3 separate regions of the Homo sapiens genome follow, and regions 1 and 2 are each linked to region 3. A link is a contact called in ENCODE Hi-C or POLR2A ChIA-PET data. All regions are on one chromosome and are shown on one strand. The core of a region is the stretch at or near the end of the contact, and the rest is flanking DNA. Distances in the headings are between cores, read along the strand shown.

Region 1 (4,430 bases), core at 29-2,528, 310 kb before region 3:
GACAGGCTCACATCTCTTCCATCCTTAAAAACCGACAAACCATGAATAAATCTCCCCCATGCAAAGCCTTTTCCTTGGTCCCGCCTTCCTTCAAGGCTGCCGTCTACCATTTATTACACATGCACAAATCACAGAAAATGTTTAATTGCCAAATTTTAATGGCAGAATGTAATGACCAGTGTTTTTCTAGTTGCAAATTAAAGTCTTTCCTGACCTTGCTCTCTTCACTCTGTGGCTTCCAGGAGATGTCTCTATTTTCTGACTCTCTAACTACCCCTTCTCTGTCTTGACTTGTTCTTACACACCTCTTATCCTTCCCATGTAAGTGTCTCAAGGTTCCTTCCTTCAGGCTCCTTTCTGTTCTGTGCATGCTGCCTGATTTTATCATCACCTTTAACTAATCGGTAGTGTGTGCTGAGGTGCCTGTTAGACTCCTCCACTGAGGCTTTCTGCCTCCAATTCAAATTCAGTTCAATCAATAATCAAACCCATCACCTTCCTTAGAAAATCTAAAGAGATTTAAAAAGCAAAAACAATAAAAGACCTATTAGATGAAAAATAAGTGTGATGAATTGCTGGGTGCTAGGTAGTTATGAAAAAATATCCTAAAGACATGTCATTTTTAAAAGAGTTTCTATTCCCAATTGCTACAGAAGTATAAAATACTGAAGATCAATGAGAATTAATGACAATTCATCAAAGTCCTCCATTTTGTTAGGAAAACCATTCATCCATCTATCCATCTACCCACCCATCATTTATAAGGCACCTACCATGTTCCAAGCAGTGAGAACATGCTTTTAATCGGGAGAGCCCATTCATAACCTGGGGGTGGGGGCTGAGGGAGGTGGTGGGAGAGGTTCAGTACCCAGGTCACAGGGCAGCTGTGGGAAGGCTGCATGCTGCCATATGTAAGCCCGGCACTGGAGCTGTTGTGGATGCTGGAGACAAGCTCACTGTTGCTTTCCAGACGCTCTTGCTCTTCTGTCCACCGGAGGCAGTCAGGACCCTGGCCTGAGGGCCAAGAATACTTTGTGCCTGAGCTGGACCAGCTGGCCGTGGGGTACCACCTTCTTTGCAGACAGCAGGCAGGGTCTGGATCCCCTGCTTGATGCTCCTACCAGTGCCCCTAGTCTTACTGGGAGATCCGGCTCCTGGCATTGACCTGGGTGTGTGCCCTGCTTTGCCAGTGCCCCTGGAGTGGGAGGTGTGGTCACTGGTCCACCAGGAAGACAGCTAAGGGCATTCGTTGAGTCCACGTGATGACTTTCTGCTCTGAGTGAGGCCCCTGGATGGCTGGGAGGAAGGAAGCAGCTCTGCGTCAGGCGGCGTGCCGCTGGTGCATTCCATCATGATGTGCTAAGGGCTGAGGAGACCTGGGTTGAAAACCTAGCTTCGCTCTTCCAATGTGCATCTGTGGACAAGTGCTATAACCTCTGTGAGCCTCAGTGTGTGGATAAAGTCTGTTGTAAACTGAAAGGTGCTGTGTAAATTTCAAGTGATCATTTCATGAGCCACACGTATAACAGATGTGTTTTTAGATATTAGTCAAAGGGATCCAAATAGGCCAGGTGTGGTGGCTTACACCTGTAATCCCAGCACTTTGGGAGGGTGAGGCGGGTGGTTCACTTGAGGTCAGGAGTTCGAGACCAGCCTGGCCAACATGGTGAAACCCCATCTCTACTAAAAATACAAAACTAGCTGGGCGTGGTGGCGCACACCTGTAATCCCAGCTACTCAGGAGGCTAAGGCAGGAGAATTGCTTGAGCCTGGGAGGCGGAGGCTGCAGTAAGCCAAGATCATGCCACTGCACTCCAGCATGGGTAACAGAGCGAGACTCCATCTCAAAAAAAAAAAAAAAAAAAAAGAGGTGATCCAAATAAAGCAATAACATGAATGTAAGCTCATGGTTTGTAGAAGTAATTTACTGACATTTATTCTGCTGTCATGAGTATGGCTAGTGATTCACGTTCATGAAAAACAGATGTTAGGGCTCTGATTTAGAAAAATGACTTCATGTTAGTTATCTGACTAATGGGGAGGCTGAGAGCCACTGTGTCCTCCCCGTCTGCCCTCAGCCTTGTGTTGTCATCCCTGTAAGGGTTTGTCTCTGTAGCCCCAAACCACAGTGGGAGGCGCAGCTAGTGAACCTTGCAACAGACTAACACCATGGAGACAAAGTAAACCATGTTTGGGTGTGGCCCCAAATTGGCTAACTGTTCTGGCATTTTCTGGTTAGCTATGATTCTGATGTTCCTAGAACAAAATTAGACCATGCTACTGGCCTTTCGTTCTTTTCTCAGGAGTCTCCTATACTTCTGAGAATGGATTTTTAGATTTCAGACATGTAATTTTCATTGAGAGGGCACAGAGGAAGACAAAGTTATATCACAGGCCTGGCAACTTTTAAGGATGCCCTCTGAGGCAGTCAGACAAAACCCAAAGTACCCTCTCAGTGCAGAGATTCTGGGCTTAACCAGTGATGTCGGGAGGTCAGTTCTGTGTGTCTACAGGCCATTAACTGCAGTTTGGAAGGGGCCATAAATTCCAAGGCACTTGTTAGAAGGGGCTGTCCCTGGATCATCCTTACCAAAAGAAGGAGGAAGTCAAGCCCTGGTCACTGACCTCTCAGCTCTTTAGTTAAGACCCTGGGCCCCATGCTGGTATGGTCCAGATGGACCCCCTTTTTTTTTTTTTTCTTTTTTTTTTTTTTTTTGAGACAGAGTCTCACTCTGTTGTCCAGGCTAGTAGAATGCAGTGGCATGATCTCAGCTTACTGCAACCTCCACCTCCTGTGTTCAAGTGATTCTCATGCCTCTGCCTCCCAAATAGCTGAGATTACAGATGTGCACCACCACACCCAGCTAACTTTTGTATTTTTAGTAGAGATGGGGTTTTGTCATGTTGGCCAGGCTGGTCTCGAACTCCTGGGCTCAGGTGATCCACCCTCCTCGGCCTCCCCAAGTGCTGGGATTACAGGTGTGGGTCACTGTGCCTGGCCCCAGATGCACCCTCTTCCGAGGAAACCCCCCACCCCCCTGCTCAGACCTTTCCAAGGTGCCCTCGGGGTTTTAGTTTTGTCTTCGAGGTGTATGATTTAACGTTACTCTGCCAAGCCATCTTTAGAGCTGTGAGTACTGGGATGAACATTTTGTGTATCTCCATGTTTCTATAAAATGCCACCTTTCAGAGCCACACCCACACCCTGACTTCTGACCCGGCCTTCCCATGCGTCAAGTTTGTGGGTTCCAGTCACCCATTCACCACCCTCACAATTGACCTTGCTCTACGTTGAAAAAAAAAAAAAAGACTGGGGGTGGGAGAGGGGACTACCTCAGAAGGGGGCTTCAAGAAGGGGACTTTAAAGTTACCTGTATTATTTAGGTTGGCGTAAAAGTATTGCATTTTTCGCTGTTAATTTTAATGGAAAAACTGCAATTACTTTTGCACCATCCTAATAAAACTGGGAGGCAACTGTGGATCCTCTGCATTTTATTCCTGGGGCTCTGGGATCTAAAAACACCAAGAAAGATGTATTAGCATTCAACTTACAGTATAGACTTTGCTCTTGAGCTGGGGATGGTTCTGAGACTTCCACCTCACAGGACTGGCTGGGCTGAAACCCAAGTCAGAATGTAGCATCCTCTCATCTAGAAGGGTGTCAGGATGGCAGTTTTCTTTAATATGCTACTACTTAGCAGAATCAGAAACCAGCCATTATTTTATTGCTGGTAATGTTCATTTGTTCCTGGGACTAAGACTCATCAGCTCGCTGCTTCTTACTCTGTGAGTGTCCTGGCATGGTCCCCTCCCTGCCACCTACATCCTCTGCAGCAGCCCCTTCCCACAGCTGTTGTGGCAGGCAGTGGGTTTGTTCTCTTTCCTGGGCTGCCCACAGTCTTGCTGCCTGGCCCATCCCAGTTCTTGGTCTGGTGCCCAGCTTCCTTCCTGCTATGGAGGAGGAGGAGGAGGCCTGGGCACCTTGAGTCAGGGCACCTACCAAGGGGACTCTATCTGGAAAAGAGGGGACTCCAGAGGCAGCAAGGCAGGTGCTGGTTTGCTTTTACTGGACTCCCAGGACACTAGGCAGCAGGCTAGCAGGGCAGCTCACCCTGACTGTGCCCAGCGGGATCCCCGTGTTAGAGCCTTTGGTCCTCACCCTCACAGCGGGCACTGTCATTATCACCGGCATGTTTTGGGTAAGACTCCAGGCACAGAAGCTAAGTAACTTGCTCAATATCCCTTAGTGAGTGGCAGGGCCAGGAACTGAACGAGGTGGCTTAATTCCAGAGCCCACTTCTTAATCCCTTCCCTGTATGGTTTTCAGAAGCTGGTAACTAGCAATTGACTGGCAGCCTGGGGGTTAGGAAAATGTGTCTTGTGGCAATTACAGGTGTCTTCAAGCATTGCCTCAGGGACATGCCAAGGGA
Region 2 (4,311 bases), core at 56-2,555, 420 kb before region 3:
TTGAGCCCAGGAGGTTGAGGCTACAGTGAGCTGTGATCATACCACCACACTCCAGCCTGGGCAACAGAATGAGACGCCATCTTAAAAAAAAAAAAAAAAGTTCCTCTACTAAATTTTATTTTTTTAATTTAATTTTATTTTTTTAGTAGAGACACGGTTTCACCATGTTGCCCAGGCTGGTATCCAACTCCTGAGCTCGGGCAATCTGCCCGCCTCGGCCTCCCAAATTGCTGAGATTATAGGCATGAGCCACTGCGCCCAGCCTCTCTACTAAATGTTAATATCATTTAAGTGGTTTTGCTTTTTTTACCTTTTAATTTAAATAAACAGCCAATTCTGCTCATTGAAGCCCTCTCTGTAGCACTTGGCTGTTTTGTAAAAATAGTGAGCTGATGACAAATTGAAAGGAACATGAAATGGAAACTTATTTTCTGGGGGCTCTAGGACGTCAGCCACGTTCTCGATTTAGAAGGGAAGTCAGCTGGTGCCAAGTTGAATGTGCTCAGTACCTGTTTGTCACCGTCCCCTTCCTGGAAAAAGCCCAACAAGTCTGGGGTTAGTTGTGGCTTCAGCTGGCAAATGTGCACACAAGCACTAGATGTCACCATCCTTCCAAAAGATGTCATGCAGAAAGTCAGCAGCGCACAGAATCTCCCCTGCTGTGGCCTGTTAGGACAGTGGGGGCAGTCCATGGGGAGGTCCAGCCCCCGTCCCTGACACAGCAGGGGCTCCTAAAGCTGCCACCTCCGCAGCAGGCCCTGGCGGGGGTGGGCGGGAGGCTGCGCTCACTTGGACTCCCGTCCCTCGGACTCCCGTCCGTTCTGCCTCTGCTCCTGCCTGCTCTTCTGGCTCCAGCCAGCACGTTGGCTTTCCAGCTTCAGGGCTCGAGTCCATGTCCCTTTCTGGCTCTGCTTCCTGCTTCCTCTGGATGGACGGTGTCTTGCCAGGAGCTGAGCCCACCACCTGTGTCATGTCCTGCTGTGGGCCCCACCCCACACACCTGTCGACTGAACCAGACCCTCGGGAGGGCCCCAGGGACCTGAGTCAATCCTCCTGAAGGCTGACCCCTCGGACAGGGCCGGCCTTGGTGACCTTAAGCCACCCAGGGTGACAGCAACCTTTCATGGAGAGGCCACTCCAGGAAGGTGTTTACACTCCCGTTTCACAGGGAAAAAATCCAGACGGAGGGAAGGAGTGGCATGCCTGTGGCCATCCATCCTGTCCCTCCCTCGGGGATCCTGCAGCCAAGCACTGGGCGTGCTGCCTCCTGCATTTCCAGGCCGCCTGTGAGGACAGCACTCCCATTCTCCTCTGAGGCTCTGCTCCTGGCCTACCCTCTCCCCTGGACAGGAGCCCAGTGTTCTTGATAAAAGCTGAAGCCACACGTGACAAAAGAAGCAGGAGTGTCTGCTCTCAAAGGGTTTTTGTGCAACACAGATCACTCTTCCCCCAAAGCACGTAAGTTAAAGGAGTGAGCACATCCCATCTCCTCATCCTAAAAGTGGCAATATCCACATTTATAATATGTGATCATGTAATTATTATAATGAGGATTAATAATTAACATACACTTTGGGAGGCCAAGGGTGGTGGATTCCTTGAGGTCAGGAGTTCAAAACCAGCCTGGCCAACATGGTGAAACTCCGTCTCTACTAAAAATACAAAAATCAGCATGGTGGTATGCACCTGTAATCCCAGCCACTCGGGAGGCTGAGGCAGGAGAATCACTTGAACCCAGGAGGCAGAGGATGCAATGAGCCAAGGTTGCACCACTGCACTCCGCCTGGGCAACAGAGCGAGACTCCGTCTCAAAAAAAATAATAATAAAATAATTAACATAGGCCGGGTGCAGTGGTGCACACCATGGCAAAACCCTATCTCTACAAAAAATATAAAAATTAGCTGGCTATGGTGGTGCGCACCTGTGATAGCAGCTACTCTGGAGGCTAAGGTGGGAGGATGGCTTGAGCCCAGGAGGCAGAGGTTCCAGTGAGACACTGCACTCCAGCCTGGGTGACAGAGCAAGACTCTGTCTCAAAAAAATTAACATAATGATAATAATAAATTGCATGACATCTATCCATAGTTACAGTAATATCTACCTCTAAAAGCTGTAATATTATCCCAAGGTGTGACGCAGACACTTGGATGGAAGCAGAGGAGACCATGGTTCCCACAGGGGACTCAGCCAACAGCAAAGGAAGGAGCTTCCACATTTCTAACCCCGCAACCCGGCACAGCTGCCCACACACAGAGGTGCTCAATACAAAAGTGCGGACCCCAGGGTTGGAGGCTGATGGGATGAAGGCAGCTCATGAGCCACAGGCTAACCTAATCTGGCTGTTCTCCTCTCCCCGTTGTGCCACGGGCCACAGCCCACAGCCTCCCACCCCGGCCCCATCACAGAGACCCAGAGTGGGAACAAAGACTCCACCCACCAGTTCTGGGTGAAAGGCAGAGCCCAGCCTGTAGAACGGTCCTTCCCCTCAGAGAGAGGAGATAAACCCAGGCCTGGAAGAGAGGGGCTTGGAGGAAGGGAGGCCCTGGCTTTCATCTGAAAGCTGCCGGCAGGGGGATGGCCCCTGCGGGGCCAGACAGAGGACCAGGAGTAGAGTGAGACATACAGGCCTGCCCCCCAAGCAAAGACCCCCAACCTGGCCTAGGACTCCCCAGCAAGCCCAGCTTTGTTCACCCCCCGACCCTGGTAGGCCCCCTGAAGAGAGGGCAGGCAATTGGTACAGGCAGGGCAGGTGTGAGGGGGATGCTCGGACCCTGGCTTGCTGGAATGAAAGGAACTAGGGCCTCGCGCCTCATTGTCGGGGCCTCCATCCCCCTCACCTGTAAAATACAGAATGCCCGGCACCACCCTGAAGCTTCACAGACCCCACACATCACCCCCCCACCCCCACCCAAGAAAGGTGGGTGCTCTGTGGGTACAGCTCTCTGTGGGCTGAGCACGTCCAAGCACGTCTCAATGAATCCAAAGCACCCTCCTACGCTCCAACCGGGCATCTCGGAATCTCTCAGCCCTGCTTGCGCTCACCTAGTGAGTGCCTTTGGGCGCTGGCTCCTGCAGGCTCTGCTAGGGTGGCGTCATGGAGTCCTTCTGTAAAAGGCCCTGTAGCAGATACTTTAGGTTTTACTGGCCATGGGGTCACTGCTGCAACCACTCAACCCTGCTGCCATTTTAGAGTGAATAGAGGAGGAGGAACAGCAAGAATATCATTTACAGAGGGTAAGTACCTGAAGAGGTAGAGTTGTGTCTCCACAGAACCTTACTCACAAAACAACAAGAACAGCCAGAGAGCCACAGTGTGCAGACCTCCGTGTCAGAGTGAGATCCATCCCCAGTCCAGCTCACCTGGCCTGACACCTGCTGCCTCTCTCTGCATCTTGAATACCAGCCACCCAGGTACAAAGCTCTCAACATCCAGGCCTGGTGAGGCCCCCATCTGTGTGCTCTATTCTCAACTGAGGCCACCCTCAGGCCAGCCTTGGCATTTTGATGTATTTTTAAAGGAAGCCAAGTCCAATATCAGGACTTGGGGGGTGAGGGGTACAGATCTCCTTGCTAATGGAGAAGAGGATTGTACTGCACACCACAGGGTAACCTTGACTCTCTCCCCAGGGTCCCCCTCTGCAGACAGCCTCTCACCATCACCCTGGCCCTTCTCACCACTAGCTCTGGGAGTCGGGCCAGGCAGACCCCTGCCAATTCCCCTGTATCCCCTGGGGATCCTTCAGGAACCACCCCCCTGAGAAAATGGAAGGGCTCCCTAAATAGCTAACGTCATGTGCCACATCTTGCAATTGTGTTTCTGTGTTTGGTGCATCTGTTTAGCTGGTTATAGAATCCATCCCACCTAACGCAGGCCTGCAAAAGGGTTCATGCTCAACAGATGCCTGTTAGATGAGTAAATGAATGAGTGAATTTGGAGATGTGCAGCTTATCCATGTCAGAGTCCGAATTTGAAACCGAGGCTCTGATTCTGCATGTGTTCCCCCAGGGGGAATGGGCATAAAGAACACGCTGGCTTTCCCCATTTCAGGTGAAAACTGGGTTTCACTGCCTAGGCAGACTGTGCCCACAGCAGGATGGGAAGGAGGCCAGCAGCCTGCAGATGCCCCATACAGTTACTCCTGAGCTTCATGACAGGTTAGCCTTTTTAAGAAACACAGAGAGAAGGTCTCCCTCCCCGCCCACCCCCAAAATGATCTTCCCACCCCCAATCCAGGCCAAGCTGGTAAACCAAGTCCAGGCAGGAAGGAAGATGCTGTTGGGGTAAATAAAGCAAGGGAGCAGTGTTAGCA
Region 3 (4,813 bases), core at 53-2,552:
TAGAAAGCTGTGGTGATGCCTGCCCTTTGATTATTAAGAGAAGTGTGGCCGAGATATGCCAACCGGAAAAACTTGCTTCATATCATGGTTTTTAAAAAAAATTTTAGAATCCTGCTCCTCTTCATATTGAAAACAAATTACAGTGATATGTCTAAGTTGTGAAGTTTTAACAATATATGAAATAAAATGATTTTGAAATGGACTCATTTGTAGCCAGTAATCCTGGAGCTAGGGCTGAAAACTCACTAATATCTATGATCTGGGGGTTAGAATGGTCAAGAGTGGAAGAATTGCGTCTGCATTTTCAGCTCACACCTCTTTATCTGGCTCCTGTTCACACTTGCTAACATTTTGATAGTTTTGTTTGCTTTTGGAGTGGTTGCTCATGCTTGGGAATAAATACACTCTTTAGAGAAAAACATGGAAATGTAATTTGGTGATGGGGAAAAGAAAGGGACCGAATTTAGAAAAAAAGCGTCCACATCATCTCGCAAAACAAGAAAAAGTAGTAATAAGTGAAATGAAACAAAACAAAAACGTAAAAGATAGCCTGAAATATCCCGTGGAGGCTTCTGTGAAGTTAGTGGGACAGTTTGAAAAACTGGACCTGTTCAGTGAGTGGCCTGGCTGACATGTTGATGAAGGTCACCTCAGCCTGCCCTGCTGTGATGGTGGTGATGGTTTTAGGCTGAAGGGAACATGGCTTTAAGTAACAATGACAATTTTTTAAATTTAAATTAAAAATTTTATAATCAGTTTTACTGAGGTATAAAATTATAAACAATAAAATGTACTAATTTGAAATGTATAGCTTACATTTGGAAAATGTATACACATATGTAACCATAACCCCAATAAAGATGAAAAACATTTCCATCATTCCCAAAGTTTCCTTCTGCCTCTTTGCAGCCAGTTCCTTGCCCCCTACACCACCATCCAAAATTCCTTTCTGATTTTTATTTCCATAAATTAGTTTTTCTTGTTCTTGAATTTTTTATATGTAAATGGAATCTTATATATGTACTCTTTGTCTCTGACTTCTTTCACTTAACATAGTTTTAAATTTACACATGTTGTGTGAATCAGTAGTTTATTCCCTTTTTATGGAATTTTAATGAATATGTCATAATTTATCTTCCTAGTGATAGACATTTGAGTAGTTTCTAGGTTTTGGCTAGTATCAATAAACCAAAAGCTATGAGGTTTGACTGCCGTGAGCTTTTTTTTTTTTTTTTACAAGCTTTTCGTGTTCATAGTTTTCCTTTCTCTTTAATTCTACCTAAGAGTGGAATTTTTGAGTCATAGGAAAGATAACATGTTTAACCTTTTAAGAAACTTTCCACTGTGGTTGTGCCATACCCTGACCAGCACTGTATGAGAAGTTTCCATTGTTCTACACATATATCAACATTTGGGTGTGAAATGGTATATCATTGGGGTTTTTATTTGCATTTCCCAGTGACAGATGATGTAGAGTATCTTTTCATGTATTTACGGGCCATTTATACATCGTCCTTTCTGAAGTGCCCCAGTCTTTTGCCCTAAAAAAACTTTTTATTTTGTGCTGTGGTCTGAATACAAGTCTTTTGTCAGATGCATGAGCTGCAGATATTTTCTCCCATTCTGTGACTTTTCTGCTCATTTTTAAAAATGCTGTCTTTTGTTGAGGAGGAATTTCTTTTATTTATTTATTTATTTTTTTTTTTTGAGACAGAGTCTCGCTCTGTCACCCAGGCTGGAGTGCAGTGGTGCAACTTCACCTCACTGAAATCTCTGCCTCCCAGATTCAGGCGATTCTCAGGCCTCAGCCTCTTTTACTTAACGTAATGTTTTTGAGTTTCATCCATTGTAGTTTTAGTAGAGACGGGGTTTTGCTGTGTTGGCCAGGATGGTCTCAAACTCTTGACCTCAAGTGATCCGCCCACCCTGGCCTCCCAAAGTGCTGAGATTACTGCCATGAGCCACCACATGTGGCTGAAGTTTTAATTTTTATGATGTGCAGTTTATCAGTTTTTTAATGGTTTGTGCCTTTTATGTCCTGTCCAGAAATTTTTGCTTACCTGAAACTTATAAATATATGCTCCTATGTTTTTTTCCTAGAAGCTTTAGGATGGTAGGTTTTATGTTAAGGTCCATCAGCCATCTTGAATTGATTTTTGTATGTGGAGTAAGACAGAGGTTGAGATTTACTTTATCTATCTAGATATCCAGCTGTTTCAATGAAAAGACTTTCCTTTCTTCATTGAATTACCTTGAAAGCTTGACCAAACAGCATTGACTGTATATGTGTAGTTCTGCTTTTTGGACTTGATTCTGTTCCATTGGTCTGTGTTTACCCTTAGGCCCGTACCACACTGTTTTAATTGTCGTAGCTTTATATAGTACTTATTTTGAAATTCATAGATGTTAAGTATTTTGATGTTGTTCTTTTTTTTTTTTTTTTTTTTTTGAGACGGAGTCTCACTGTGTCGCCTAGGCTGGAGTGCAGTGGCGCGATCTCAGCTCACTGCAACCTCCACCTCCCAGGTTCGAGCGATTCTCCTGCCTCAGCCTCCCGAGTACCTGGGATTACAGGTGCACACCACCATACCCAGCTAATTTTTATATTTTTAGTAGAGACAGGTTTCACGATGTTGGCCAGGCTGGTCTCAGTCTCCTGACCTCGTGATCCACCCACCTTGGCCTCCCAAAATGCTGGGATTACAAGCGTGAGCCACTGCGCCCAGCCCAGAATATTCTTACTAGTCTACTAATATCTGTAAGACTTATATTGATGTCGCCTTTTTCATTACTGATACAGTAATTTGTGGCTTCTCATTTTTCTTGATCATGTTAGCTAAAGGTTTATGCAGTTGATTTTTGCAAAGAACTGACTTTTTTCTCAATTGTTTGCCCATTTCATTTATTTCTGCTCTTTGTTATTTCCTTCCTAATACTTTGGTTTTACTTTACTTTTTCTAGCTTCTTGAAGTAGATCCTAGATCATTGGTGTGTATGTATCTATTTTAGTGTTTTTAAAAGTAATGTTGATTGAGATATAAGTTACATTCTTTTACTTAACGTAATGTTTTTGAGTTTCACCCATGTTGTTAATCAGTATTCTGTATTTTGTATTGTTGAATTGTATTCTATTGTATGGACGCATACCAGTTTATTTACCCGTTGACCAGTGGACGAACCTTTGTGTTGTTTCCACTTTGGGGCTATTATACATGAAGCTGTTAAAATTTTTTATGTGCAGGTCTTCATTTGCCAGTATGTTTTTATTTCTTCTGGGTAAATACAAAGCAGTTAAATTACTGGGCCATGTGGTAAGAGTAAGTTTAACTTTATAAAACCACCGCCATTAAGTTTTCCAAAGTTTTGCATTCCTACTAGCAATGAATGAGAATTCCAGTTTCTCTATATTCTTACTGACAACTGGTATTGTCATTCTTTTCAATTTTAGCCATTCTAGTAGGTATATATCTCATTATAACTTTAACTTGCATTTCCCTAATGACTAGTGATGGTGATCTTATCATTTGCTTGTTTGCTACCTGTATATCTTCTTTGTTCAAGTGAGTCTTCAAATATTTTGCCCATTTAAAAATATGATTGATTGTCTTTTATTTTTTATTTTTTGAGATAGAGTTTTGCCTTTTTTTTTTTTTTTTTTGAGGTCAAGTTTCACTCTTGTTGCCCAGGCTGGAGTGCAATGGTGCAATCTCGGCTCACCGCAACCTCCGCTTCCTGGTTCAAGCGATTCTCCTGCCTCAGCCTCCCAAGTAGCTGGGATTACAGGCATGTGCCACCACGCCCGGCTAATTTTGTATTTTTAGTAAAGACAAGGTTTCTCCATGTTGGTCAGGCTGGTCTCGAACTCCTGACCTCAGGTGATCTGCCCGCCTCAGCCTCCCAAAGTGCTGGGATTACAGGCGTGAGCCACCACACCCAGCCTGATTGTCTTATTAAGTTGTAAGCTTTCCTTATATACCTTGATATGAATCCTTTATCAGATATGTGGTGTTTTTTTTTAAAGGGTTTTTATTGATATTACATATAGAAAAAATTCTGATTAGAGACTTCTACAGCTAGATTATAAATCTTATATAGTTATGTGTGTATTCCTCTAAATTTGTTTCAGAATATATCAGTCATTAGGCCGGGCCCAGTGGCTCATGCCTGTAATGCCAGCATTTTGGGAGGCCAAGGCGGGTGGATCATGAGGTCAGGAGATCGAGACCATCCTTGCTAACATGGTGAAACCCCGTCTCTCCTAAAAGTACAAAACAAAATTAGCAGGGTGTGGTGGCGGGCGCCTGTAGTCCCAGCTACTTGGGAGGCTGAGGCAGGAGAATGGCGTGAACCCAGGAGGTGGAGCTTGCAGTGTGCCGAGATTGCGCCACTGCACTCCAGCCTGGGCGACAGAGCAAGACTCCGTCTCAACAAAAAACAAAAAACAAAACAAAACAAAAAAGAATGTATCAGTCATTAGATTATTGATGTTTTCTTATTTTGAAATTTTAATTTATAAAAACTCCCTGATACATGATAATAAACGTGCAGCTTACATTGAGTCATAAACGTTTAGTGGATTTATTTGCTATCCCCATCATGTTTGGTTTGTTTCAGAGCTTTGGAGCTTTAGGAGGAGAAGTTTCTGAATGTGTAATAAAGGAATATCCCAATTTTTTTTTTTTTTTTTTGAGACAGAGTTTTGCTCTGTTGCCCAGGCTGGAGTGCAGTGACACAAATCTCAGCTCACTGCAACCTCTGCCTCCCAGGTTCAAGCGATTCTCCTGCCTCAGGCTACCAAGTAGCTGGGATTACA

What was found. A loop is a pair of places that touch in the nucleus more often than their neighbours do. ChIA-PET counts read pairs that join two places held with the same protein, here RNA polymerase II (POLR2A). Pooled maps may share reads with other maps.
Region 1: a loop to region 3 is called in a pooled map, with 4 times the contacts of the local background. The contact joins two enhancer-like sites. A Hi-C loop is called at or near these places in 12 of 50 pooled maps. POLR2A ChIA-PET finds 5 or more read pairs at or near these places in 5 of 52 experiments (CD8-positive, alpha-beta memory T cell, WTC11, activated T-cell and 1 more).
Region 2: a pooled map shows a loop between it and region 3 (15-fold over the local background). The contact joins two enhancer-like sites. A Hi-C loop is called at or near these places in 1 of 168 maps with a recorded cell type or tissue (breast epithelium) and 5 of 50 pooled maps.

Annotation. Positions count from the first base shown.
Region 1 is chr2:237,685,758-237,690,187 of GRCh38, forward strand. All of the region lies in intron 1 of LRRFIP1 (LRR binding FLII interacting protein 1), which reads left to right. LOC124906128 (a long non-coding RNA gene) reads right to left here. Exons shown (of 2, transcript XR_007088145.1): 1 at 3,553-4,430; 2 at 617-1,296. Among named protein-coding and RNA genes, the nearest start is that of LRRFIP1, 60 kb to the left of the region's middle. RefSeq lists enhancers at 601-1,102, 1,012-1,081, 1,103-1,602. Within about 2 kb of position 1,279, at least 30 of the 41 ENCODE cell types and tissues checked have a DNase peak (open chromatin) inside an H3K27ac peak, as active enhancers do.
Region 2 is chr2:237,581,291-237,585,601 of GRCh38, forward strand. The region is part of intron 2 of RAB17 (RAB17, member RAS oncogene family); the gene reads right to left. Among named protein-coding and RNA genes, the nearest start is that of RAB17, 7.3 kb to the right of the region's middle. RefSeq lists an enhancer at 277-911. Within about 2 kb of position 1,306, at least 20 of the 41 ENCODE cell types and tissues checked have a DNase peak (open chromatin) inside an H3K27ac peak, as active enhancers do.
Region 3 is chr2:237,997,394-238,002,206 of GRCh38, forward strand. The region is part of intron 4 of UBE2F (ubiquitin conjugating enzyme E2 F (putative)); the gene reads left to right. All of the region lies in intron 4 of UBE2F-SCLY (UBE2F-SCLY readthrough (NMD candidate)), which reads left to right. Among named protein-coding and RNA genes, the nearest start is that of UBE2F, 33 kb to the left of the region's middle. Within about 2 kb of position 1,303, at least 4 of the 41 ENCODE cell types and tissues checked have a DNase peak (open chromatin) inside an H3K27ac peak, as active enhancers do.